Linked DNA regions of Mus musculus: regions 1, 3, 4, 5, 6 and 7 are each linked to region 2. The links are chromatin loops, found by intact Hi-C in ENCODE. Cell type or tissue: heart. All regions are shown on one strand.

Region 1 (4,000 bases), 79 kb after region 2:
CTGTATACTAGGGAGACACTGCAAAGAAAATGCCCAGGAACCATCTATTGGCTCTGTAGAGCTTACATTATATTGGTGGGAGGTAACTTTCTCTGAAAAGAATGGAAGGGGATATAAGGAGAGGAGCTATATGAGGGGGACCAGGAGGAAGGAGGGCTGCAACCAGGATGTGAAGTGATTAAATGAATAAATGAATGAAAAATAGCAAATAAATCAATAGATGGTCAGTTTAATGGCATGAACAGACATGAAAATGATCTTAGTATGCGATCATTTTTTATTCTAGTTCAAGAAGCCCACAAGAGTAACTTTTGCTTGAGTGGAAATTGCAACCACTTTTCTTCCATGGACTGTGATGTGCTTTTGCTTCGATCCAAACTATGTCCTTCTGACGCAGCCCCCTGAGATGCACAAACAGCCACCCTCAAAGCCTGCTATGGCTGCATTCGCTGATTCTGAGTTATACAGCCTCCTACCAGATATTAAGTTAATAGTAGTTGAATCATCTACTCAACATGCCATCATGTTTCCCCTCTCTACAAGTATTTGTTGCGCCACCCAGTTGGATGTGGGGCATGCAGCTGTGTGCAGGCTAGTCTTCATTTACTCCTTCATAGTCAGTTGCCACATGCCTCTTCTCCAACTCTTCCCTAGACACTGTTTTAGCAACGATCACATATGGGCTCTCTGTTGGGTTCATGCCTGGAGAGCCACCAGTATATCAGGATGCAGAATAGGCAGGTCACCTAGTGGCCACCTACTATGGTCACCTCATATTCCTCTGTGCCAACTTGCACATATTGGGTGCATCTTATGTGAAAGAACTTGGCTCCCATGTAATAGCCTTCCCTAGATGGCTCTTCCTAAGTTCCAGCAATTATTCCCTTTCTCATTAAACTTAGGTGTTAATAGCTCCTGGCCCTCACCCTACTGCACTAACCCTTGTTGGTATTAGGAATCACTGCTTTTGTCAACCGTTTTTTCATGGAATACTATCCCATGCTCCAACCTTAGTGGGTCCTCTTTTCCATGCTGGACCCATGATTATTACAAATAAAGACAAGATAATCAGAGTCTTAGTTGTTGAGTTTCAGATGAAAGAGAATAAAGAATATGGTGACTCCTTCCATTATCTATTTTCTGGTGGAAGACTATGGAAAAGACCAACCTTCACTTGTACACTTCTTAATCTCCATGCCCAGTGCAGGTAGAGACCAAGTTAGCATTCTGTCTCTCTTTTCTATGGCATGTAAGTTTTGTTCAGTCACTTGAGGTGCTGTTGGACCCTCACAGTGGCACCAGGTGACCCGTTGTCTTGCTCTTTCTAGCAATAGTGATGAATTCGTATTCTTGCATTATGCTGGCTCATATGTGAAACCCTTAGGTAAAGATGCTAGGGCCAGTGGTTGGGCCTGAGATCTCCTTTTTAAGTTTTAAGTTCTCTTGTAACAGAAAAGGAGAACATGGTCTTACAAGACTCTTTAGACATGAACAGTGTCTTCCTGGCTGAGGAAGGGTCACAGTTCTGTGAGATGTCTAACTCTGACTTTGTGAGTATTGCTGCTGAACAGTTCAGTTAAGAAAGGACAAAGTAGGATTGTATTAAAAATTACTAAGTCTCATCCATAAATTGCACATTGAACTCACTAATGTGACTTTTGCAAAGTGATGTGCCAAGGAAAACTATCATTACCAATAGCTGGGTTATGCATTATCGCACTCTCAATGGCGTAAAACAACTCACATGGAAATAGAAACCTCGGGGTCCTGTATCTGTCTCCTCTGCTCCAGAGTCTCACAGTGCATATTAACATGCTGGCTAGAGCTGAGGTCTTATTGGAAGGCTTGACTGGGGAAGGATCCATTTCTAAGTTCATGAGTCATTAGAAGAGCTTCCTTTTCTCAAGAGCTGTTGAAAAATGAATCACCCTCAAGGGCAACCATGCACGTGGTCTCCTTAATAAGTATGGCAATTTGCTCTGTCAAAATCAGCAAGAAAGAAAAGGGTGGGGGGTGTAAATAAGACAGAAGTCATAAGCATATGTAGCTCAATAATGCATGACATCCTATGAGTTTCTGTGGTTGGAAGTAAGTTAAAAGGTCAGTACGTAATCAAGACAAGGGCTTCTGCAGGCAGGAGCTGTAGAAGGCAGAGATCATGGGCAATGTTTGAAGTTTTCCCAGGCACAAATCATCCTCCCAACATTCACCAAAAGAGTTTTAAATATAAAGTTCTCCTAATATGTCAGCATAGCTTATTAAAAGTACAAGTTGACAGTGGCGATATGAGATCTTGGCAATAGTTTAGCAGAACATTTAGCTCAAAGACATTGTACTACTGTTAATTTCTTATTTTTTCTAAGTATAGTTATATGAAATGATTGTTTTTAGGGAGCCCAAAGGAAAGCACCCACAGGGCATCCAGTGGGGGGTGGGAGGGGTGATAACCAAGAGGCTTCCTCTGCTGTGACCCTTGTCAACTACAATGACCAGTGTGGTAAGACATGTCCACGCAATAGTGGCAAGAATGCTACGAGGGTAACCAGCTGTTTTCTGATTGAATTTAAGGCCTGCTCCATAGCATGGAACATGTGCTTCCAACTGTAAATCTGGCCAAGAATTCTGGGTTAGAGAATCACACAGGTCCCAGAGGTGAACCTACCATTATTATTCTTTTCAGAGGGCATGCTATCAACCAACCCTCTAACTTTGTATCGCTATATCCAATAATTAGTACAGCTCTTAGACTTCATCAAGGAAATTTCTTCATGTAGTAGATGGTGGCTAGTTCTGAAACCCACAACTCATCAAAAGGCAGAGAAGGAGCTAAGTGGTTGTGTCTTAACCACGGATGGACCATCTGCTATCTATCATTGGACCATCTGTTATCTATCACAAACACCCAGCCAGGGCTCAGGGACCATTCTGTTAAAAGGGACAGAAAGACTGTAAGAGTCAGAAGTCAGAGAGGACCTGAATAAAACAGTGTCTTCTGGACTTAATACAATCACTGTAGTCATGAACCCACACAGCAGCTGCGGCTACCCACGCAAGATCAACATTCTAGCATAGAGTGTTAAGGGGATTCTTAAGATCTTACCTCGTTTGAGGATCTGTGAACATTTGATGTCTTTAGGGGAAGGGAGAGTCAATTTTCCTTAATTGTCTATAGTAGGTCAAGCACACTCTAGTGGATGGCTCCAAATTCAGGAAAGCACAAATTGGGCTTAATAGCTTAATAAAAACAAAAGGACAGATAATTGTTGGTTAGGAGATGATGATGAATCTGGCAGGCATTAGGGGAGAAGTGAGGGATGAATTTGATCAAATATATTGCATGATGGTGGTGGTTGTTGCATGAAATTCTCAAAGAATTTATATGAAATATTTTTTAAAAGTTGCTCAATTTGACAGAAAAAAATATGATTTATAACTCTTAAAAGCCTACTGGTCGTATAAGTTTATTTTGGTATCTCTAGCTGTTTAACAAATTTACATTTATGATGAACATTAAAATTTTCTAGATAAACATCTATATATTTTTAGATGTATCATAATAAAATTTCCTGGAAATAAACTCAGTAATGAAGTTATAGATGAAACGAACAACATTTTTGGTAGATTAATTATTTTAAAACATCCTTCCTAGTAAAAATACTACAAGTCCTTATTATCATTGTGTGGTTACATGTTTCCAAATTAATCAAATGTGTCAACAAATACTTGGAGAGGTACATCAGAACTCTCTGCCTTCATTTGAATTGAAATGCATCAGGGACTTTTTTTTGCACCTCACCAAATGTACTTCACATATCAACTAGGAACAACCACCCATCCTAAAATAGTCATTCTGATAATCAAAGTGGTCCTTCCCTTCTGCCAAGTCCTGTTTTTCAGTTGCCAGTGTGTTGTTGCTTGGATATAGATCCTTATATTCCAAAATAGTGTAGCCTGTCTCACCACTGAATTCCATGTGATGAAAAGTGAAACACATCTGCCC
Region 2 (4,000 bases):
CCACCCCCCCCACACACATTCACCTCGCTGCTCTTGAGTAGCCTCTCTTTCCTGTATTGTTCTTGTGAGTTGGGTGTATCCTGTATCAGACTCATTCTGTCAAATCTTTCTCTGATTTGTCACCCTGTCAGCCCCTCAATTAGATGTCACTTTAAAACATTGCTGCTTCCTTCTACAAACAAACCTTAATTTTACTGTTAGGAATTAAAGGTATGTACTAAGGACATGTCTGTATTCCAGCCAGATCATGCTGTAAGCCAGGACGTGTCTGCCTTCTGCTGGATCATATAGACCTAGAAGGTCTTTGGATATAATCTCTTGCCAGAGCAGCCATGTTGCTGGATTACAATTCCTCTGCACAGGTTGTGTCTGCTTGCTGGCCTTTATGAATAAACCAACAATGCACATAGTTGAGCCAGTGTCTCTGTGAGACACCGAGTGCATACCCATGTGTCACTTCACTTTACGATTATTGGTCACCACTCCTGGAGGAGTAAAGAGGATGCTTGCCAGAGTTGAGTGCATTTGAGCAATAGGATGGCACCCGCAGCTCCCGAGGAGGGTGAAGTGAAGGAGTGTTCTTCGGAGATTTCCTTGTGAGCCAGTTCTTAGTGTCTTTGTCCCAAGTGAGTACCAGAGTGTATTAGAGGATGGTGACTCAGAAATATTAGGTCTGCCTACAGCGTTACAAATCATCATGGGGGACTTCACTGTGTGGTAGATTATGATAGGTATGCGTTGTTTTTTGAGACAGTCTTACTATGCAGCCCCGACTGGTCTGCAGCTCTCTGTAGACCAGGCTGGCCTCAGACTCACAGAGATCTGTGTGCCTCTGACTTTGGGATTAAGGGTGTGTGTTTCCAGTCCTAGCATCTTTCCCTCTTAAGATAAACCCATCCTCCTCTGTATAAAGTTCCAGTTTGCCTGGGATTTTGTCCTATTTAATTTTGTTTCACAGTTTTGTGTCTTTGTATCATCTGACAATATACTCTGATGATTTAATACCCTTCCCATGTTATTTGCAAATATTTTCAATAGCTGAAATATGTGTGTTGATTTTATTGTTCATTTAGTTGTTCCACTGGAATGAAGTTCTTGGAAGGCATGAGCTCTGGCAGTTGGCAAACACTAAATGAATGAGACAGATCACCAAGTAGATCAGCAGTGGAGTACTGTGACACTTGTCCATCATCATGCTGAGATGCCAACCACTTTGCTAAGAAAGCCCCACCCCAAATTGCCTTCATCTGTAGTATTAATTAAGGTCTAATTTGACCTATAGTTATGTCATGGCCAAACGTCACTCTGTAAAAAAGATCACCCAGTCTAGAGGCATATTTCTTTAAGTTAATTTTCTGTAAGTCTCTTTTTAAAAAAAAAACTATCAGAATCATTTGTTTTAACATTTTGAGATATGCAGTATATAATTCTTATCTATAGTCTGCATACCTCAAAATGGCACACCAAAACATTCTTCTTGCTGTGAGAGCCTTAATTTTAAGGAAGGGTTTTGTTTATTCTTATGACCAAGTCAAAGAAGAGGAAGGCACAGAAAATTATTTCTATGACTAACACACACATGGGTATTTTGTCAGTAATCCCCATAAATCTCTCTAATGTTTTTGGTTTTTATTATAAATATATGAATAGTTTGATATATGCCTGAAATGATAGACAATAAAACGTCCAGAATGGTACCAGAGATGTTAATTTTTGTAAAATTAAGAGTATTTTAAGACATGGACAGTGATTACTAATGTTTTAATAAACTGAGGGGCTAGCACTTGCCTAGCAAAGCTAACAACCACAGCTCTCATAATATAAGTTTAAGTATGTGACATGATTTTTTAAAAAGAATAATTTCACAATGATCATTAAAAAGATCACCATGAGTACACTTCATAATTAAATTAACTTGAAAATAAGACATGTTTGTTTTCTTACAGTATTAAAAATTACAAAGTCTAAACATAGATGTTCATTCTCATTTCTTATACTGGGCTCCCAGCAGCGTAAAGTACCTCGACTACTGGTTCTGATACTCACAGCAGCTGCAGCTATTAGGAGGAGGTATTCGGAGCGTTCACCTTCTCAGTACAGTCAGCCTTAGGAACCCAACATAGAAGAGCCAGGAACACCATGAAGAATCTACTTAGCTATTTCAGGTTTATAGTTCCTGCATCATCTCCACCAGAGGGCAGAACTCTGAAATGAAAGAAACTCAACTGAGCCTTCAAGATGGGTGAACGTACACCCACTGTTCCATCACAGACTGCTTAACTCTGGCCTTCAGGGTGGAGTTGGCAAATGTGTCTCCTGGGCTCTGGGTTCTCAGATGGGGTTCCTGTGGGTGGTGGTGTGCGCTGAGGCAGTGTCTCAGTCAGAACTCAGTCACAAAATGCCACCATCTCTGGGGAGTGTCAGGTCACTGCCTACCAAATGACCTCAGCGGGTTATGCCAGTTGCCTCTCATCTCTAAGTTAAAGAGGGTATGTGCAAAATGCTTAGTGCAGAGCCCGGCATGCTGGAACACTCAGGTTTGTGAATTGTGAAACCCTTGTTAGAAATGGCATGCCTCACTGATGCTGGAATAACTTGAGGTCAAGTGTCCCTCGTCTTTAACGACACATAGATGATATTCCCACACTCCATGTCTTTTCGGAAGCAAAGTACCCATTACCACTTCCTTCCACTCGTACAAATGTGCCTTTGTCCACACAATGATACTCAAGGTCTTATTGTCTGCTTACTATATGTAGCCTTCTCTAGTGGAGATGGGCTACAGTATAACCTTGAATAATTATTGAAATTTTGAAAATTTTGATTAAAAATGCATTTAAAACTCACGTTTAAGAAAACTTAAATTTTTGTTATCCTTGGCGGTTTTTTTTTTCAATTTTCGATAAATATTTAAGAATTGTCTTGGGCTTCAATGCAACCTTTGCTTTGGAATGTCTACACTGCTTTCCTTGACGCTATTAGAATGCAGCTCCCTGTCTGATGGGCGCGAATTTGCTGGCCCCTGATTTCAGCCTGGGCAGGTTCTTGTCAGACAATCGCAGGCCCGAGTTCTCCTAGCCCATGAAGCTCAAACAGCAACGCCGTTTCCCCCCCTAAACTTGTAGCAGAAGACAGATTTGCAATTTGTGTAACACGAATAATGCCTGCCTTCGAAACCTGACATCTTTTCGAACACAACAAACTTGTCATTGGATCGCTAGTGTCTGAAGACATTCATTTTGATACTTGCCTGGCTAGAATCCTGTATGAGGGGATAGACTGTTCTAGATGTGATAATGAGAGTTCGGAAGAGAGCAGCCCTTTACACTGCTCAACAAAGTTCTGCCCTCAACAAAGCAGCAAAGGCCAAAAGCTGCTGCCCCATAGTTGAAGGGTTGGTTTGTTTGTTTTTTCCCTGGTGTGGAGGATGGGGGCAGTAGACTCTTGGCTCTCCATCTGCCATAGAAAAATAACTTTTTTGAAGGCTGGGGTGGGTATGGAGGAACTGTCTCATTAAGGGTTATGGGTAGGACCCAGAGACGTGAGTGAAGGGAGGGAGTGGTCTGCGGGTGGGGTCTGCCCAGCAGACAAAATATGGGGCTCCAATCCCCTGAGTATAACTTCACTCCGAGTGAGGAGAAAGACACCCGTAGTGCCTCTCCTCGAGATCCATAGAGCAGAGAAAAGCGACCGAGATAAGAGTGGACAGAGGAGAAAGATATGTTCACGAAACGGCCCCCCGCCCTTGCTCCGGAGGAGTACAGCCGCCGAGCTGACGCCCCAAAGAGGGTAAGATCCACCCTCCTCGCTCCTCCAGCACACAGGTCGCGTGGCCTGAGTCCTGGTGACTTCAGAGTCAACCTTTTTTCTCCCTGTCCCTTCCTCCTTTCATCGGGTGCCACCTCCTTCCCGTCCGTAGGTCAGTGAGCACAGACTTCTCAGTGGCTCGTTCTAGTCCCCAGGCAGACGGTCCCTCACTCCTGTGGCTTGGCGTCGGAGA
Region 3 (4,000 bases), 93 kb after region 2:
TTTCATTGAATGGACACATTGTTTTAGTAGAGATCCCCTGTTAATTCCTGATCCCAGCCTCCAACACACACACACACACACACACACACACACACACACACACACACTCTGATGGAAAGATGAGGAAGTAGATTTAGAAGGGTCCCCAAGACTTCCTTGTTTCCTCTACATTTGTTCGTGGTCGATTGGGTAAAAACATTTAAATGTGTTTATTAGTGGTCTTTTTGAAAATATCATAATTGACATGGATTCAAGAATACGTATGGAGAGTCTCCAAGTCAGACTCCTTGGGTGTTCTAATAATCAGAATCCATATTATAGGTCAAGAGTAGCAGGTTTTTGAAAGTCAAAATCACACACACCCACTCACCAGTATCCATTCTTCATTAAGTCACCCTGAGATGTCACTGGGAATATCAGTTCAACGCTATCAGGAAGTGTTGTAGCACTTCTAATCTATGAAAAGATTGATGACTTTGGGCAAAATGGTGAAACAGTTATAATTAGAGCCATGTGTTCACTAGAGTAGTATTTTCTTAAGTAATCAGAGTCCCAGAATCTTTGTAGGTTTTTAGTTGCAGTTATTTTTTTTATGTAACTTTTTTCTAAATGTTTTTCTGAAATGTCATTTTTCAATGAAATACACTTCTAGATTTAAAAATATCTTGTGCCTCAATCTTGATGGAACAATAGGCACATCTCACATATATTTATAATTCTTATGCTCTAGGAGAAGCCACTGATACCTAATGATCTTCATGTATATATAAGAATATGATTTCTAGCACACCTATATACCTACTGAAAAAAGTTTATGTGGTAGTAATATATTGTACATCAAGTACAAAAGCATTTATTATAGAGTAAATCATATAAGACCACCTTGCAGATCTCACAGTGCAGTCTTTCTCTCATGTTTTTTTTCATTGAGTAAACGAAATGCCTGTTGTATTCAGAATACAGACCCTAGGGCCTCTGACAAATACAATCAGTGAGCATAGTAGCAATTTATACCCATGCAATGTGCTTCTATTAAAAATTATCAATTTACTTTCATTTTATGTGCATTGGTGTTCTGCCTGCAAGCATGTCTGTGTGAGGGTGCCAGACCCCAGGAACTGGAGTTACAGACAGTTGTGAGCTCCCAGGTGGGTGCTAAGAATGGAACCCAGGTCCTCTAGGAAGAGCAGCCAGTTGTCCTAACTGCTGAGCCATCTCTCCGGCCCAGCAATGCTGCACTTAACTGTAGGTGATTTTCCAACATTTTAGTTGTTACACCTGAGTAGAAATGAAGTTGTATCACTAATTGAATCCGTTACTGAGACCTGACATTCTGATTAACATCCCTCAATAAACAAAGTACTGTCCCTATTGTAGAATTGTGTGGTTCAAAATTTCAGTGATACTGAGTTTAAGAAACCCCGACAGATGTTTAAGTTTTAAACAGTTCTTCCTCAATTCCATCATCCTCACAATCACAATCATCACCATGACTACCACTACCACCTCCACCACCACCACCATCACCACCACCATCTGCACTACCACTACCCCCACTACCTCTGCCACCACCACCTCTACTACAACCTCCATTACCACCACCACCTCCACCACCACCAGATCACAGTTCATGACTTTTGAGGGATACTGAACATAGACTATAATACATATGAAAAGAAAGAGAGGAACACCAATGACACATGTAAATGCTGCCATGCAGAAACTACAGAGAGGTAGGATAAATGACAGGAGAGTAGCTTGGAGCCAACTGCATGGATGAGGAATGATGATTTTGCTGGAAAGGGGATCTTCTTGACAAAGAGGGAAGAAACACGTATGCTTGTGCAGGCAACAGACACTGTGAACTCAGGCTCACATTAGGTTCCTGCTTAGCCTCAGACATGAACACGAGGAAAAGCTGACTGGCTTGTGAAATAACCGGTCCATGGATACAGTATTTTCCCTTTATATTTGGAGTCTCAGTCTTTTTTACCAGAGTGCTTTCACAGCTGTCAGCTCCTTTCGCCTCAAGTAAGTCCCCGAGGTATTTTCATCTTCATTTTATAAATTAAGAAACTGAGGGTGAGAGAGATCATCCCAGGGTTATTTAAAATCCCAGCCCCTGCACCCCCAACCGTCCTGTTCCAGCTTCCCCAAAAAGCATGTCCCACCATCTTGGGAGTCAATTAGTAATCCTTGAATGCTACCCTCCACTACAGCCCCGTTCTCACAAAAACTCTTAAATGTCTCTCCAGACTACAGTGAGCCAAAGCCTACAACCTGTAAAAACTGCCTTTCTTAATACACGGTTCTGGGAAGTCGATTCATCTCCTCTTAGCTGCCCTTAAATCAGTCATAATTCCTGGGACAATTTGTTCTCATACATGGCTCACGGTTGTCTTATCCTCTCTGTTGCCGGGCCCTGCAAAGTAAATAACGCGCTGGAGTGATAATGCTGTGGGAACTGTTCTTGAGAGCTTTAAAAATAAACATTTGTGCGTGTTTCCATAGCCGGGTTGTGAGAACTCAGTGGGGCTAAGGGTCAAGGCCCATCAATCATGCCGAGTGTTCCAACTAATCCTCAACTTTACCTTGGTTGTAATCATAAATGGAAAGCAGTTTTTAAGTGGTATTTCTGTGAGTCTAAAGAGATCCCCTGCCATGAAAGAGCTTCGGCTGTTTGTTCTTCCACCTCCCTCCTCTTTTTCCTAGTGTCATGTTTGCTTTGTCCAGCTCTCGTTGCTGATAGCAACCACTCCATCGTATCAGACTCCCTAATTGTAGTTGCTGGACCTCGGCAAAACATCCACTCTCAATTTCTATTGAATCGCAGGTTCATTTCAGAGAGATTATGCCATATGCTTTCTTTGAGATTCTTAGAATCATTGTTTTGACAGTGATTGTAGGCAGTGCCGCGAAACTATTAAAAGCTGACCAGGCGCTTTTCATTACAATGGCCAGCTTTAGATAAAATGATGTGTTTTTTTTTTCCCAGAACCTCAGATTTTCTTATGTTTATAACTTTAAATTACTTAAAGTTTTAAATTACCTAACCACTCTTTCTATACAGAGATGCCACCTCTTGGAAGAGCCTTGACTTAGCATCAGTGACTTACATGTGAGCTTACATGATTTTGCTTCCTAACTGTTGGGACTTGGAGAATGTCAAGTCCATTCAAACATCTTTATCTCAACTTCACAACACAAATAATCAGACTTGGACAGTAGAACCACTTTACCACCCTAGGCGATGTATTTCAGATGACTTTGGAAGCCACGATGCATTTCGCATATACAAACGTTTCAGTTCGGTAGACACACTCTTTGTGCCATGAACTTTATTACAGTTGGGAGAGGAATGAAAACATGCCTCTTTCTCATGACTTCACAGGCCAGTGAAGAGATAAATATTTAAGCGTAGACTCCGACCTTATACAAGAAGTTGGTTTCAATGGTATATCGGAGGGAGACATAGGCTAGAACAGGTTGATGTGGGACAGGTGTTACTCAGAGAAAGAGAGAGACATGGTCAAAGGAGTAGCTTATTGGACTTGGATGTGGCTTGGTGATAGAGTCTTTGCCTACTACACATGAGACCTGGGACTGCAAAACAGGACAGAAAAGAAGTAAATAATTGCACCAGTTATTGCACCAGGCAGCTGGCACTGTTTTAAGTGGGAAAGTATTACATAGTACACAGTCCACAGCCTGGGTGTGAGCCGGGCACTTCTTTCCTACAGTCTGTGAAACAGCCCTGAAGGGTTACTTCTCAGAAGAGACAGGAGAGCCTGAGGAAGGAAGTAGGAAGTGCTTCTTCATCTTGTGTGGGAGGCCTCTGTCCCCGATGCTTCTCTGGCTGTAGCATTCCGTCTACCGTTAGATTCTAGAATCACATCTGGATTCTGATGTGATCCACTTCCCAGCCCTCTTGGCTACATGCTAGACTCCTTCCTTTGCCTCTACCGATACCATAATTATCTGTATTCCACAGGATCGAGTT
Region 4 (4,000 bases), 54 kb after region 2:
AGAGGAAGAGGAGAACGTGACTAAAAACTCACCCCTATTTGCTTTAGAGGTGAGTTTGTCTTGTCTGTGTCTTGCTTTCTTCTTTTATTAGTGGTGACAGTTACTGGACATCTTGGCAACTGCAAACAATCACACCTTCTGGAAAGTGGCACTTGCCAAGAACTCCTGCTGGGTGAACTCCAAGGCAGAGTTAGGATTTCCAGAAAAAGAGTTGGGCCAGAGAGAAAAGACAGAATAGGGAGACATCATACTATGGAATGTAACTCAACCCCTAGACGGCCCCAGACCTTCAGTAAAGTTATCCCACTTCCAGAAGACCTTGTGCAATATCTGTGTGTAAAGGGATACAAAAAAAAAAAAAAAGAAGGCCTTCTATGACATTGTCCTGTTGGTTTTTTTTTTTTAAATTCCCTTCAGCAAGGTGATGTCATCAGAAATGACAAAACACTCATCCATGCATGGTCACATTGTTTCCTCTCTCGTTCATGACACCCACAAAAGGAATCGCATCTTAGTCCCAGCCAGAGTATTTCTTTTCATAGGCAGGGAAAGCTGTAAGTTAACTTGGAGCTCTCACGGTGTGGCTTGGCCAGTGCTGGAGAGAAAGCAGAATTGTTTTGTCTCTCCAGTTCACGAAACCCAGTCTGCTTCCATTCCACTATTTCACAGTGTACGCATGGGTCTTAGCCATCTCTTACACTCAGTGTGCACCAGCGATCCAGGTGCAGGCAGGCTTGCGACCTGGATTGCAATATTGCAAAGCAGAATTATGCCACGTTAAAATGATTTTCAACGTGAGTTTAATTCCGAGGTTTCATATTTTGCTCTAGCACTTCATTTCTCTCAAGGACGGTGTTTTCCATCAGAAGTGAAGAAGCCATTTACATAAAAACAGCCCAGCTAACGAGGTTACAATTATGGCAACTGTCATTTTCTTCCTCTAAGTGGATTTGTCTGTAGGTTGAAAGTTCTGCCATTCATTAAGATTCAAATCAATTTGACAAGCACATACCCTGGAGAATAAAAGAAATACAGGGTGCCTGCTGTTTAGCTTGGAATTTTGATGGAACCCCTGACGTGGGTATTCTCTTCCTCTGGCTGGATAGGAACTTATTTTGACACAGAGATGAAATCCAGGTGAAATCACAGTGATTGCATGAGGAGAGGCTGAAGCCTTTGACAGTTTGCCCATCTGTGCTGTTGGTGTGCTTGACTGCTTGCCGAGGAGACTCCCAACCCACTGTTGATGTTAACTGGAACCGTTGGCCACTGGGAGCTTCTATTTTAAAATACTCTAGTGAGAATGCCAGTCTGGGATTCCTGAGTATTTGATGGTTTAGAAGGCATATTTGGGTGCGAGCCCCAAAGCTAACTGATGAGCACCACAGGATAGGCAAGCACGCGCTTCATTGTTTAAGACACAAAATCAAGTTGACGTGTCCCGTACCATTTAGCTGGCAACTGGTGGATGTGAAGCTGTGTCTCGGGTGTTGGGTCTCCTGGGCCAGTGCTCTCTCAGTGCCTTTTGCTCCTGGTAGAATTTATAGTTTATAGTGCTCAGAGTACTGTAACGGCACACAACTTAGCCTCTGGGGGAATAGAGTCATTGGCTTTTCACTCTTTCTGTTTTCTTTTGGTTTTAATGATGGCTGGCCGTGCTGTTCTTGATACAACAGCGACCACTTAAATGACTAGGTAAAGTGTATTCACTGAAAATATTTAATATATGTCGGTGGCATCTGATCACACTTCCACTGCTTGGTTTTATTTAACCAATGTTAAGATATCATTTAATGTCTTCTTTTCATATTAGCATCTGCCAGAAGAACTGGTTTCTCTCCCTGTGTTATTACTGTTCTCCAACTAAGAGTTTTAAATTTCCTAGTATATGTAAAAGCCATTTAAGTGTACTTTGATCACCAAATACCATGGCCAGATGGTCTACCTGGATTTCCTGACCAACTCTTATCCAAAGGTAGTTAGAAACGGTCTTGCTCCAGTACACTTTTTCTTGAGGGACCCTTTTATCATCGTCATGGCTGAGAATTCTGCACTTACAAAGTGTTAACTAGAATATACCACATAACTACTATGCCATAGCCACCAGCCTTTCTTCATGGGGGTAGCCTCACGTGACAGGCTGTACTTCTGGGCTTTCCTGATCCCTCACTGTGAACTCCAAGGGAGATGGAGAGAAGGAGGTGACCCACTGTAAACGTTAATGCTGTGTTTCAGCAAGAGACATGTTTCTAGGTTGCGTGCTATGTCTGGGTTCCATTTTATAACTTTTTTTCTTTATATACATTTTAAGTATTTAAACACATGTTGAAGGAAAGGGACGACTCGCTAGCAAGAGGTTGGCGATCACATAGAGTGTGGTTCACACTAAAGTAGACTGTTCTGGTGAAGTGTCAGAAAATGGATTGGTGTCCTGAGAACTTCCGGTGTTCTTTTCTCTTCTCAGGTCTCTGGTAGGCAGCCCCTAGGGGGGGAAAATAAGTGCTTTTAAAAAGCAAAACCAAACCAAAAGGACCTATAAGCAGAATGGGAGTTTGGTAGGAGGAAGGGCAGAGGTAGAAGATGGGTAAGAGACAGCAGAAGGAGATCTGTGGTCAGAATGCATTCTACACAAGGGTCAAATTGTTAAAGAACAAATTAACAAAGACAGTAACTGCTTCCTAAGACATTAGCAACATATTAAGTCCACCTTCCTGATATGTCCAAGTCAGCCATTTTTAATGTATTTATAAAGTTGTGCAATTATTACTACTACCTAATTTTATTTTATTTATTTACTGGCTACAAAACCTCTGCTCTATTGTTTCATATTCCCTTTTTATGCAATCCCTGACCTAAGCTAATAAAATTATGCCTCTCTGGGCTTGCTCATTTTGAAATTTGTGGGTGTGTCAAGCCTGAGGCCCATGGCCTGCATCTGGCCAAGGATAGCTATGAGCATGCCTCAAAATTCAGAGTTGATTTAGCACATCATGGAATGGGTTTTGTAACTCAGCTGTGTGGTCCTCTGTGTGGGCTTTGTCTGTGACCACGAGGTGCCTCAATGATCAAAAGCTGGACGCACGTGGAAGCTTATTAGACAACACAGGTTTCTCTCTATTTGGGTGCTTTCAGTATGTATCCGTATCACGTATGATGACTTCATCCTCTTTTTCAGTGCTAAGTAATATTCCATTGAATGGATATGAAATATTGTATCTATTCATCCTTCCAAGGATGGGTATCTCAGTTGCTCCTACCTTTTTTTTTTTTTTAGCACCCATGAACTATACTGCTGTGATTCTTGTACAAGCTGAGGTAGGACACATGCTTCCAGTTTTCAGTTTTCTTTGAGTTATAAGGGAAGCAAAAATGTATTATTTCTCTAATTTCCTAATAGTTTTCTGTCTGGTTGTTTAATTCACTGTGGACAGTGCGAATTGAAGCATCCAACTGTCCTCAAAATCATCATCATCATCATCACCATCACCATCATCATCATCATCATCGTATCAAGTTGCTTTGCTCATTTTCTGGGCCTTGGGGGTACATTTGAGTGATATAAGAATTCCACATAAAAATTTCTTAATTGTATATCTTTCTTTAAAGGGTTATAAAATAATTTAAGCATCTTCTACATCATGTGGCAACATAACATGTAACAGTCACCAGTATGGAGTTTTGGTGCTCATTTGAGTTTCTATCCATGAGTATATCACTGCGTACGCAGCTCTATTGCTTAATCATATGATAGCTGTAAGAAAGGAGCGATCGATGCACGCTTGCTTTTCTTCTCTATTGAAGACCAAACACGTTTCTGAAGGTTGCCTTCGTAATGGCTTAAATACAGAAAAATGGCCACACACCTTCATGACCCAGACAGCATAGTAGAAGCTTCCTGAATATGTTACTTATATTACAACACCCAACTTGGTACTCAGGGTATTTTAGCAAACAGTAGGCATATTAATTAATAGCCTAGTAATTTAAATTTTCTTTATAA
Region 5 (4,000 bases), 200 kb before region 2:
TTTTTGTGACATTCAAGAATCATTAAGCCGGGCGTGGTGGCACACGCCTTTAATCCCAGCACTTGGGAGGCAGAGGCAGGTGGATTTCTGAGTTCAAGGCCAGCCTGGTCTACGAAGTGAGTTCCAGGATAGCCAGGGCTAAACAGAGAAACCCTAACTCGAACTGTACCCCCACCCCCAAAAAAAGATTCATTAAAATTCATGGCCTACAAGTGCATCCGTAATTGATGTCTCCACGAAGTTCACATGCAGACAGGTAATGTAAAAAAAAATGTGAAAGAAGGACCCATGGTGGATGCTTCTCTTCTTTCTACAGGCTGCCAGGAACTGTTTGGTCAGTTCTGCCTGCGTAGTAAAGATCTCAGACTTCGGCATGGCGAGGTACGTGATGTGACACCTCTCTCTGTCTACTTTGCTCACTTGTAAGAGGGAATCTTGTGCTTTAAAACAAAACAAAACATTGTGTGTGTGTGTGTGTGTGTGTGCACATGTAAATGTCAACGATCAATTGATGAAACTCAGTTCTTCCCTTGTACCCTATAAATTCTTTGTATTAAGCACCCCCCCTTCCCCAGCCCCCAGCCATCTTGCTAACCAAGTCTTCCATTTTCAGTCTTGCAAAATGAAGTTGCTATTACCTCTCTCTCTCTCTCTCTCCTCTCTCTCTCTCTCTCTCTCCCTCTCTCTCTCTCTCTCTCTCTCTCTCTCTCTCTCTCTCTCTCTCTCTGCTCTGAGGAAAGCATCCCTGTGGGCTTAGTGTTCACGTGGCTTGCATGGCTCAGCCTGCCTTGGATTTCAGGATAGGTGCTGGCTCTACCTATCCTGAAGGGGGAGGGTGCTTGCTGTGGCCTGTTCTTGCCGGCCTCTTTCAGGTTGTTGTTGATACAACTATGGTAGATCTTAAAATGAAAACAAGAATTTTTCAGTCCATTCAAAATATGTGTGATGAAGTAAGTGTATTTTTCATGCTGAATGCATTTTTGAAAGAGAAACAGAGAAACCTATTTGATTAGGTCACCATCAGACACTGTATAACCACTTTTGGAAACTGGTTTTAGTCATCACTGGGATAAACCTAATATATATCCTTGTATATATACACATATATATACAAGGATTTTTTAAAAAACATTTTGAGCTCTTCTTTTTGTTTGAGGCCCAGAAATTTAACCCTAATGAATTCCAGATGTTTTTCTGCATTCCTCAGCAGTCCAAGTTTTAAGTGTCTCATGGGCATTGTCATGGAGGTGGCCTGGCTGGTTCTGTTGCAATATGCAGCCAAGATCTATGTAGCTATTGTCCTCCCACTTCACTCTGCCTAGCCATTTGCACAGGTGGCTGTTGACTGTCTACATAGAGGATTCCTTCAGAAAGTTCCATGGAGCTGACAAAGACCTAGTTTACTGAGGCAAGACAAGACCCATTTGTATTCCAGAATCTTTCTGCCTTTCCTGGAACTAAAGAGCAACACAGAACTGGTGTCCCACCAACCTCCTGTGTGGACAAGAACTTTCTTCCTCAGGGATCTGTCCTCCCTCCCACCCCCCTCCCACATCTTATTAACAGATCTAGCCTTTTTATCTAAAGTCTAATGTAGAGACTCTCTAGTGGGAAAGGAACAGCCCTCCTCTGTTTCCTCTTACACAGTCTTCTCTTTTGAAACAGGGTCTCTTTATGTAGCCCTGGCTGTCCTGGAACTCTCTATGTAGACCAGACTGGCCAAGAACTCACAGATACCATCCTGTTTCTGCCTCTCAAGTGCTGAATTTAAAGGCATTCACCAGTACCTTTAAAACATTTTTCTCTTCCGACTTTATTTTTATTTTCTGTATGGAGGGGTTTCACCTGAATGTATGTCTGTGTACCACGTGCATGCAGTACCTACAGAGGCCAGAAGAGGGCATCTTATTACCTGGAACTGAAGTTACAGAAGGCCGTGAGCCACTCTGTGGGTGCTGGCAACAGACCCTGGGCCCTCTGGTAGAGCAGCCAGAGTTCTTAAACACTGAGCCATCTCTCCAACCTTAGGTAGTCTTTACCGAAGAGGGGCTAAAGGCGAAAGGTGATAGAATATGTGGGGGAAAGTGGGAACATGAAGACAGCAATAATAAATAGCTAAAAAACATCATTATAAGGCTGGAAAGATGGCTCAGTGGTTACGACTGCTTTTCCAAAGGTCTGAAGTTCAAATCCCAGCAACCACATGGTGGCTCACAACCATCTATAATGGGATCTGATGCCCTCTTCTGGTGTGTCTGAAGACAGTTACAGTGTACTTAGATATAATAATAAATAAATAAATAAATAAATAAGTAAAAAAGAACCATTATTGTATATGCAAGAGCCCAAAGCCAGCTGTCTCTTTCCCCATGCATTTCATATTCCTGCATATGAGTCTTAAGAAAAGTTATTTCTAATCTATATAAAATATACATACATTATAATATACTGGATATTTTTCATATCAGAAGTTCTATAAGAACACACTTATCCCCCCTTTTTTTGTGCCACACAAAATATAAGTAAGTGAGAGAAAATGTGGCACCAATTTGGATCCATGTTTTATGACGTGTACGGCTTTTCACTTATCATTTATTTACTACCTTGTTGTTACCTTTACTGTTAGAACACAGGGCTGTTTCTTTGCAGAATTAAGTTCGGACTCTAAAGAACATAAGTACTTCCCCAGTGTTGGGACTGTAGAACTGTAGTTTTCAGAGAGCCGGTGAAATCCAAGGAGACCTGGTTCTAGAGGAGAAAACAAATAAAGAACTATTTCCCTGTCTGCCATCAAGAAAACAAGAGGCACAAGCCCTTTCCAGGGGAAAGGCTGTTTTAGCAGATCCGAGCTGTCAGAGGTGTTTGAAGCAGGTAGGCCTCGGAGGCCATTAACACAGTGTGCTCGAATCCCCTGGTGGCAGGTATGTTTTGGACGATGAATATATCAGTTCTTCTGGAGCTAAGTTCCCAGTCAAGTGGTGCCCACCTGAAGTCTTTCATTTCAACAAATACAGTAGCAAGTCTGATGTCTGGTCGTTCGGTGAGTGCATGCATTTGCTGTCGCTAGGTTTGCTACAAAGGCAGCCTTCTCTTTTCTTCTCTCGCTTGTTTGTTTTTTGATATGATGTAGCATTCTTTTTTGTTTGTTTGTTTTGTTTTGTTTTGTTTTTTTGTTTTTGTTTGTTTCAAGACAGGGTTTCTCTGTATAGCCCTGGCTGTCCTGGAACTCACTTTGTAGACCAAGCTGGCCTTGAATTCAGAAATCTGCCTGCCTCTGCCTGCCTCCGGAGTGCTGATTAAAGGCGTGTGCCACCACCGCCTTGCCATGATGTAGCATTCTTTTTTTTTTTTTTCCTTTTTTTTTCTTTTTAAATTAGGTATTTTCTTCATTTACATTTCAAATGCCATCCCAAAAGTCCCCCAGACTCCCCCCGCCCCCACTCCCACTTCCTGGCCCTGGCATTCCCCTGTACTGGGACATATAAAGTTTGCAAGACCAAGGGGCCTCTCTTCCCAATGATGGCCGACTAGGCCATCTTCTGCTACATATGCAGCTAGAGACACGAGCTCTGGGGGTACTGGTTAGTTCATATTGTTGTTCCACCTATAGGGTTGCAGACCCCTTTCTTAGAATTGGGAACAAAACACCCATGGAAGGAGTTACAGAGACAAAGTTTGGAGCTGAGACGAAAGGATAGACCATCTAGAGACTGCCATACCCGGGGGTCCATCCTATAATTAGCCTCCAAATGCTGACACCATTGCATACACCAGCAAGATTTTGCTGAAAGAACCCTGATATAGCTGTCTCTGTGAGACTGTGCTGGGGCCTAGCAAACACAGAAGTGAATGCTCACAGTCAGCTATTGGATGGAACACAGGGCCCCCAAAGGAGGAGTGTAGCATTCTTTGTAACTCTTCTTGTAACTGCTTTGGTGTCTGGGGTCAGACACCTCCCCACACAGCTCTGCTCTCTTGGTCTTTTCCTTCCCCAGCAAGC
Region 6 (4,000 bases), 160 kb after region 2:
CCTGATTCTCTACCTAGATGGATAGGTAGCCTATCCCTTTGTAAGTCTGTTCCTATAGACGGGAATGTGATTATTTTACAGTGCTTAACATTATTAGCATCAATAGTGCTTAGCTTCTTGACCACCCCCCCTCTACGTGATGTTTGCTTCTTTCAGTTGGAATTCGCAAAGAGAGAACAGGGAATAATAGATAGGAAGTTATTCAAGGAACAATTGCTCATTTCTTCCTTTTTTTTTTTTCGTAACAGGGTTTCACTATGTATCTCCAACTAGGCTGGAACTCTCTATGTAGACCTGGCTGGCCTTGAACTCTTAGATATCTGCTGGGTTTTGCCTCCTGAGTCCTTGGGTTAAAGGCATGTGCCAACCACATTTCTTTCTCTTCTTCAATGCAAAATTAACTAGAATATAGAGGGACAATAAACAAATAGGCACATAGACAGGGAATATATTAGTAAAGCTGATTGCTTAGCACACGTGACCAGTACTGTGTCTGGTTTGATGCCCTGGATGCTGTGAGCGAAGAAAGTTGATATCCATTGGACAGAGCCATCCACTCCTTGGATTCTAGCCTCTGGAGACACTAATTCTTACCATCTCACAAAAAAATTACCCCATTTTTCAGTGCTTTCTGAAGATGCATTGAGTAGGATTCAGGCCTCAGGATATCTTCTATGTCCTCAGTGACTCCTGTGTGAAGTCATGGTTGATGGTGACAGCCATAGTGGTCTGCTGTGACTCGGCTACACGAGTGTGTGTCTCTGCCGACACTGGATGTAGGCAGTTTTTATATGTATTTATAATTTCTATTTTCACTAGAGTGGTGGTTCTCAACCTTCCTAATGCTGTGACCCTCTAATACAGCTCCTCATGTTGTAGCAACCCAACCATAAAATTATTTTTATTGCTACTTGATAACTACAATTTTGTTGGAGTTATGGGTTGGAATATAAATATCTGAGTTTTCTGATGGTCTCAGGGGACCCCTGTGAATGGATCATTCAATCCCCAAAGGGGTTGGGCCCACTGCTAGGAGAACCACTAGTCTAGTGAAAGTCCATGGTTTACTTTCCATTACAAACCAAAACCTCACATTTACACCTCTGTGAATGAGACAATGTACTGACATGCTTATGGCATCACAAGAAGAGCTTTGAATACCCTGCACTATTCTGTCCAGTGCCTCCCTGGCATCATGACATCTCCACGCCTTGCCGGGAGCAAATTTCAGACATAGCCTTGCATTGGGGGTAGAGGTAGAGATGATGTTCTTATGGCACAGGGAAACCAATCCATCACCTTTCTCTCATAGGAGACAGCACAGGCAACTGGGGGAAGCATCTGGAAAGAATCATTCCCACAGTTCCTCTTTCTACTCACATCCATCAAGACCCTATGAAGCCTGGTGTGGCTGTCGGGCCCCTTTGGTGTTTTCCTGTGTTCCCAGTGTTCTGTTTGCCTTTACTTCAACATGGCGCCTCACCTGTTTCTAAAGCTCCTATTGAACAGCAAGGAAGAAGAAGGGGTGAATAACTTTGCCCTAGTTATAACTTCCTTCTCACCTAAAACTTCCTGTCTGATTTTTACCAGCTTCAGTTAGAAGAAACAAATAGTATTGGGGCCATGATGAAAAAGCCAAACATCAAAATGGTTAAAGATTTCAGCTCCTGGTAGAAAACGGCAGATAGGGGAATGCTGTCTTTCTCCAAGTATCCCCACCTGCTGAGTAAGGAGTAGATGATTACTTGACACATTAGTACTGGGTGGCAATTGATGAATCAAGGCATGGGACACCTACAGCTGTTGATATTACAGTAAGGAAGCATCAAATATCATGTGACTGCTGAGGAGAAAACACAGCAGCTGTCTTCAGTCCTGCCAAGCCCACAGGGCCTAGGCAGTCTAGGCAACCCTCCTGATTCTGCTGCTGAAGTTCAGGAAGTAGGAAAGTTCACAGACTGTTATAAATAATAATGATAGGGAGGGACTCAGAGCTTTCAGCAGAGTGTCTGGTTGGCATGACTAAATGTTGAAAATGCCACCTTTTCCTGTAAATGCTTATCATTTAGAACCTAGTTCCCAGTGACTTCGCAGCTCTGTAACATGTATAGTTCACAGTCCCGCTTTCACTCTTGTTGCAGACTTTGAAAATGAGATGCCATTGACAGAACACCAGGCTTTTAAAAAGTCATTACAGTCATTTATTCAACCTGATCTACAGGACCCTGATCTATCTGCACCTGTACAGAATGTTTGCAGGCTGGACCAATCAGTCTACGCTAAGCATCCTCAAATTTGTGACGTGATCGCCCTCTAGTGACTATTTCATACTCAGCTCCATCCATGTTCATGCTTAAGCTATAAAAGCTTACTGGTCAAAGCCACTGAATTTGGATTGCATGAGTATCTAAGAGTCTAACTAGTTCAGCAATGTCTTTTAAGAGAAAAAAAAACCATAAGATCCAATCCTTACCTCACTCAATAAAGATCTTTAGGATAATGCATGCTCATTATGTAATCTTCCCATCACCCTTGGCAGTGAAACTGAAAGTTACACTTTGACAAATAGGAAGTGATTTGTTCTCCATATGTCAGAACAGAGAGAAATTATCTATATGGTACTATCTGTTCACCACCTAATAGAAACACATTGGTAAAAAGTTAAGCCATGGTTAGTATGGTAAAGGAAGAAAGGGAAAGAAAAGATGTGTAAGAAAAAGGATTGCTTGTGGCATCTGTGTGAATAACTCCATTTTATAAAATTGTAAGTGTATCAAGAGAAGAAGAAAAAGGCCTCTTTTTCTCCTCATCTCTGGAATTGAAGGTGCTTGTGACAAGCAAAAAAGCCTGTAGCAAAAGTGACAGGGAGAATAGTGGGAATGGTCCGATTCTTTATTTGTATCATACCATTTTTCAGACAAAGAAGAATTATTTGAATAATTGTTCATAATAAGGTCTGATTCTTCATTGGCAAAGGCAAAGACAGCTCTCTAGAAATGACTGTGTGCATGAGTGTGAGTAGGGAAAGCCATGGGGGGGGGGGGCGTTAAATTCTTCTAAAGACTCTGGGAGAGGCAGAGAGAAAAAAGTATGGGAGATAATGAACTGCTTATGGAGTTTTATATTATTCCTATAAAAGAAAATCTTTTAAGAATCTGAACACAAAATTTGAAAGTTCCCATGGTTTTACTCTGAGCAGATATAATAAGTTACAATTAATTAAGTGGCTTAAACAGTAGACATTTATATGTCACAGTCCTGGAGTCTAGAAGCTTGAGGTCAAGGATGCCAGCATAGTCCAGCTATGGACCTTTCTCAACCACACAAAGCCAACTTCTTTTTGTATCTGATATGCTAGGATGAGAGAGGGAGATTTCTCTGAGGTCCTGTGTGGAGGGACAATGACCTAATTCCCAACAACTGCTCTCATGACCTAGTCACCTCTTGAGGACCCTATCCCCTAATACCATTACACAGTGTGGGAGGAGCTAAGCTTATTACTCTGAGAGAATACAAAGGGTCCTTCACACTCTTTCTTCATAAATACAGGAGACAACAAGGACCAAACTCTTGCCTTCTCTGCCTTCTTGTCTTTTCACCTGGTATGATGTCAGTTCCCTGGTGTCCTAGCTCCCCCTAGAAACAGAAATTCAGAGCATATTTTGTCGATGACATTTTAATCTGGTCGGTTCCTTATGAATATTGTATCTATGAAGCTCTCCTCATCCCCAGATTAGTAAGTGTCCCGAGGCTTATTTCATCCCAGTCCATATTACTTATCTATTTGTATCATACCACTTTTCAGACAAGCAAGAATCACTTGAATAATTGCTCGTAATAAGGCATGGAATCTTCATTGTGCTTAGGTCAATTTTATAACACATGTCTGATTAACTCTATAACTTGGGGTCCATAGTGTATTAACTGGGATCACCAAGGGGACAGACACTCTCTACTGCCTTCTCTCAAGCCTGCCCAAACTCACCTGTTCTCGGAGGCT
Region 7 (4,000 bases), 62 kb after region 2:
CTAAGGAAGCCTCCTGCTTCCCCTTATCTTACTTGGACACTCTCGTTAATTTTTGGAGGACACGAAATCCTTTCAAATCGGCTGGCCTCAGGAATGACTCTGACGGAACGTTCCCTTCTCTGTTAGTTGTCGAGTGTAGCAGATGACCGTCATCATTCCGCTCAGCTGATGTGTTTCTGACCTGGGTTGACTTTGCCCTACAGCAGGGAATAGACTAAGACTTCTGTCTAATTGGGCCATAGGTGAGGACTTGCAAACATTTTCTCCTCAATGCAAAGTCCTGGCTCTGAAGTATGAGAAAAAGCTGTTGTCACGGTATCTGGGTTTCTCTTTGTGACTGACATTTGTGTGTGTGTGTGTGTGTGTGTGTGTGTGTGTGTGTGTGTGTGTGTGTGTGTGTATGTGTATGTATCTATGTATGCATGTATGTATGTATTTATAGAGAATACATACCAGGTATCTTTTAACAACTTTCAACGTGTATAATACATATCAGTACCTGTACTCATAGTATTGTACAATAGGCCTACCACAGTCATTCTCCCAGTCTTACTGAAATTTTGTGCCCTGTAAACAATGTCTCCCAGTGATCACCTCTTCTCACACCAGCCCCTGGCAACTATAATATTACTTTGGTCTTAAAAATATTTTAAATTATTATTATGTTTTATTTTATTCTATGTGTATGAGTGTTTTGTCTGCATGCATGTCTGTGTACCGTGTGTGTGAACAGTTCCCCAGAGGCCAGAAGAGAGAGTTGAATGTCCCGGAACAGTAACTACACGTGTTAACCACATGTTGGTGCTAAGAATTGAAACTCGTCCTCTGGAAGAGGAATCAGTGCCCTTGACCCCTGAGCCATCTCTCCATCCCTGATATAAATCTGTTCTTGATAGCTTGACATTTTTAGATTTCACATATGAGTAAATTCATGCGATTGTTTGATTTTTGTGCTTAGCTTTATTTCATTTAACACAATGTTCTCCAGGTTCACCCATGTTGCTGCAAATGACAGAGTTTGAAACCACGACTTCAGTTAGACAAGCAATCCACCACTGAGCTATATCCCCAGCCAAAGACTTTCTTCTTTTGAAAAGGATGAACAATATTCTATAATATACCCAACATCACATAATTTTATAAGTTTATATCGTTGGCTGAGTCGAAATATTAGCTCTTACAAATAATGTTGATGAGACATCTATTTAATAGTCTGATGTTTTTATCCTTTATTTATCTATGATTGGAATGTCTGGATCATTTAGTAATTGTATTTTTAATGTTTTGAGAAACTTCTTTCCACTATATCTATATTAATACATACCACATATTCACCAATATTTGCCATTTTCTTTCTTTTTAAATAAGAACCAGTCTAGCAGGTATGAAGTTATGTCTTTTGTGGTTTTAATTAACATTTTATGTGGTGACTAGCAATATTATACTTCTTTTTTATGTAGTGTGTTTTCTTTTGAGAATTGTTCAGCTAGATGCTTGGACTTTTTTGATAATCGGATTTTTTTTCTTGTTAAATTCTTTCTGTATTTAAGGCATTAACTCTGATCCAGATAAGAATCAGATTCATGATTTGCAAATATTTTTCTCTTACTTCATAGGGGCCTCTCTGTAATGTTGATTGCTTCCTTGTCTGTGCAGAAGGCGTTTAGCTTGACATAGTACCATTTGTCTGTCTTGTCTTGTGCTCTCTGCACTTTGGATAGCATATTCTTAAGTTATTGCTCAGGCCTAGGCCACTGTAGATTGTTCTTGTGTCTTCCTACAGTTCCAAGTTTTATCTTTAAGTTTTTGATCCATTTTGAATTGGTTTTGAATATGGCGTGAGATCAGGATCCATTTGAGTTAGACTGCACGTCAGTACCTGTTTTTCTTAACCCTGTTGAAGAGTTCATCCTTTCTCTATTACTTGTTCTTGGCATCTTTATCAAAAGTAATTGATGGCACATATGTGGATTTGTTTCTGAGTCTCCATTCCATTCCAGTAGTGAGAGATTTTTGTTTTTGTTTTTGTTTTTTTGAGACAGGGTTTCTCTGCATAGCCTTGGCTGTCCTGGGTCTCACTCTGTAGATCAGGCTGGCCTCGAACTCAGAAATTCACCTGCCTCTGCCTCCCGAGTGCTGGGATTAAAGGTGAGCACCACCACTTCCCCGGGCGAGAGATATTCTAGATTGAATTAACTGAGTGAGGCTCACACCGACGTAGGTGGCGCTGTTTTCTGGAATGGAGTCCCAGCTAGTGGAGAATCCAGCATTAGCTTCTGTGTGCTCCAGGCTGCAGATGCGCAATGTGCCCAGCTGTCTCATGAGCAGCTGCCTGACGCCCCTCCCCCAATACGCGCCCTGATGGACTGTATCCAGCATCCTCTCAATGTAAGATGGGACAAACCCTTCTTTCCTAAAGTTGCTTATGAGGCATTTGGCCACTGTAAAGAGAAAACTAAGTAGTACTGTTGTTGCTTTTAGAGATCTCTCAGCTTTGTGAGTGGTCTGTTTCTCAGACCCAGAGCAGCGAGCTTTCACAAGAGTTTGCAGAGCCTCCTACAGTTGTCACTCAGTACTGTTCTTTGTGCTCCCACTGTCCTGAGGGTGCTCTGTGGCACTCTGTGTGCCGTGTTTCCTCTTCATATTTCTCCCCCTCTTGAACTTGGTTCAAAGAGCCTCTGCCTTCCCTTTACTCTGGTGAGATCTCCTGCTAAAGCCAACGAGAATGACAGAAGGTCAAGGGTGTAGCTTTGTAGAGACAGGAAAGAGAGGCTCCCCTCTCAACTACAGAGGTACTGTCCAGACAGTAGTCAAAGACATAAATAGATCTTATGAAGGCAACAGTGTGGGCCACCTCCCACACTGTCAAGACATCTAGGGAACAGGTTATTGAAATCAATAGCAGCAATGTTAGTCAGCAGCAGAAACAAGGCCATTGTGTCTCAGATACCCTGGCTTTCTAAAGCTACTTGGCTATCATTCAATAAAAAAAAAAAAGTCTTTTAAAGCCAAGAGGTTTTTCGATTTAGTCTCATCTATTATTCTTTGAATAATTATTGGGTATACCCCCAGTGACATTCTAGTGAAGAATTCATTTCTTCGATGTGGGAGGGTGGTGGGATCAGGTCTCTAAGGAACATACAGTTGCTTGACTTTCGTTTCTTTGGCATGCATGCAGTGGAAACTCTACTTTGAGTTGGGAACTTTCTCCTGCTCTGGCGGAGTGTGATACTATGTTCTGTGATTCTGGGCAGTGACAAACCCCCAGCTTCCAGTCAGCCACCTAGTCACACAGGCAAGCAACTGCTGCTGGCTCTACACTGCCACACACACACACACACACACACACACACACACACACACACACACACACACGACTTTTGATTTATACTGCCTGGGATTCCTAGGGCCTGACATAGGTCAAACAGACACTTCACCACTGAACAATTCCCCAGCCTGCTTTTAATATATTTTTTTCCATGTTGCTTTGAGATAGGATTTCACTAAGTCATGCAGGCTCGCCCTGAGCTCATTCTGTAGTCCATGTGAACCTTGAACGCATGTTCCTCTTGCTTCTGTCACCTGGGTAGCTAGGGTTACACTTTATGCCAACAGCCCTGGCTGATACTTGCAAATTTCAATAAATTTATCAGTACATCATGAAGGTGAGGTCCATCTGTATTTGTCAGTGCTACTATGAAGATAATACTTGACATACTGTGAAAAGATGCAGGGACACTTTAAATGGGATGCTCCTGCGATATGTTTGCTGTCTGGAAAGGTTAGCTCTCTGAATCAGACCACTGCTGTGGCTCTCTACCCTTCAGGGGCAGTCTAGCTTCTATAATTAAGCCAGTGGCAAGAAGGGAAGTGCTCCCTTTCAATGATCTCATTTGATGATTATGAATCCCCAGCAAATAATATAAAGTGATGTCAATTTAAGTATCTCAATAGACACAATGAAGACAGGGGACAGAGAGCAAACTTTGAGTGGGAGAAT

The links. A loop is a pair of places that touch in the nucleus more often than their neighbours do. Peaks named below come from ENCODE experiments on the same cell type or tissue, not always from the same donor. Only the 100,000 strongest peaks of a DNase experiment are listed, where the experiment ranks them.
Region 1: a loop joins it to region 2, with 3 times the contacts of the local background. A loop is called at or near these places in 4 of 42 quality-filtered maps.
Region 3: a loop joins it to region 2, with 4 times the contacts of the local background. A loop is called at or near these places in 4 of 42 quality-filtered maps.
Region 4: a loop joins it to region 2, with 3 times the contacts of the local background. A loop is called at or near these places in 5 of 42 quality-filtered maps.
Region 5: it touches region 2 in a loop (1.9-fold over the local background); 2 of 42 quality-filtered maps call a loop at or near these places.
Region 6: a loop joins it to region 2, with 6 times the contacts of the local background. A loop is called at or near these places in 25 of 42 quality-filtered maps.
Region 7: it touches region 2 in a loop (3-fold over the local background); 5 of 42 quality-filtered maps call a loop at or near these places.

The regions. Positions count from the first base shown.
Region 1 is chr5:72,425,633-72,429,632 of GRCm38, reverse strand. All of the region lies in intron 4 of Corin (corin, serine peptidase), which reads left to right. Among named protein-coding and RNA genes, the nearest start is that of Gm23712, 8.8 kb to the right of the region's middle. In heart, no CTCF peak of the experiment used is centred here; no DNase peak of the experiment used is centred here; H3K27ac peaks cover 179 bases.
Region 2 is chr5:72,504,160-72,508,159 of GRCm38, reverse strand. It overlaps Corin (corin, serine peptidase), which reads left to right and starts at 3,952. Exons shown (of 22, transcript NM_016869.3): 1 at 3,952-4,000. In heart, CTCF peaks have their summits at 2,187 (motif pointing right) and 3,433; no DNase peak of the experiment used is centred here; H3K4me3 peaks cover 673 bases; H3K27ac peaks cover 773 bases.
Region 3 is chr5:72,410,662-72,414,661 of GRCm38, reverse strand. All of the region lies in intron 5 of Corin (corin, serine peptidase), which reads left to right. Among named protein-coding and RNA genes, the nearest start is that of Gm23712, 6.2 kb to the left of the region's middle. In heart, no CTCF peak of the experiment used is centred here; a DNase peak (open chromatin) is centred at 2,451; H3K27ac peaks cover 2,285 bases.
Region 4 is chr5:72,450,036-72,454,035 of GRCm38, reverse strand. The region is part of intron 3 of Corin (corin, serine peptidase); the gene reads left to right. Among named protein-coding and RNA genes, the nearest start is that of Gm23712, 33 kb to the right of the region's middle. In heart, no CTCF peak of the experiment used is centred here; no DNase peak of the experiment used is centred here.
Region 5 is chr5:72,699,649-72,703,648 of GRCm38, reverse strand. It overlaps Txk (TXK tyrosine kinase), which reads left to right. Exons shown (of 15, transcript NM_001122754.2): 12 at 317-381; 13 at 2,922-3,040. Among named protein-coding and RNA genes, the nearest start is that of Txk, 51 kb to the left of the region's middle. In heart, a CTCF peak has its summit at 1,884 (motif pointing right); no DNase peak of the experiment used is centred here.
Region 6 is chr5:72,348,825-72,352,824 of GRCm38, reverse strand. All of the region lies in intron 10 of Corin (corin, serine peptidase), which reads left to right. Among named protein-coding and RNA genes, the nearest start is that of Gm23712, 68 kb to the left of the region's middle. In heart, a CTCF peak has its summit at 2,312 (motif pointing left); no DNase peak of the experiment used is centred here.
Region 7 is chr5:72,442,444-72,446,443 of GRCm38, reverse strand. The region is part of intron 3 of Corin (corin, serine peptidase); the gene reads left to right. Among named protein-coding and RNA genes, the nearest start is that of Gm23712, 26 kb to the right of the region's middle. In heart, a CTCF peak has its summit at 2,239; a DNase peak (open chromatin) is centred at 133; H3K27ac peaks cover 427 bases.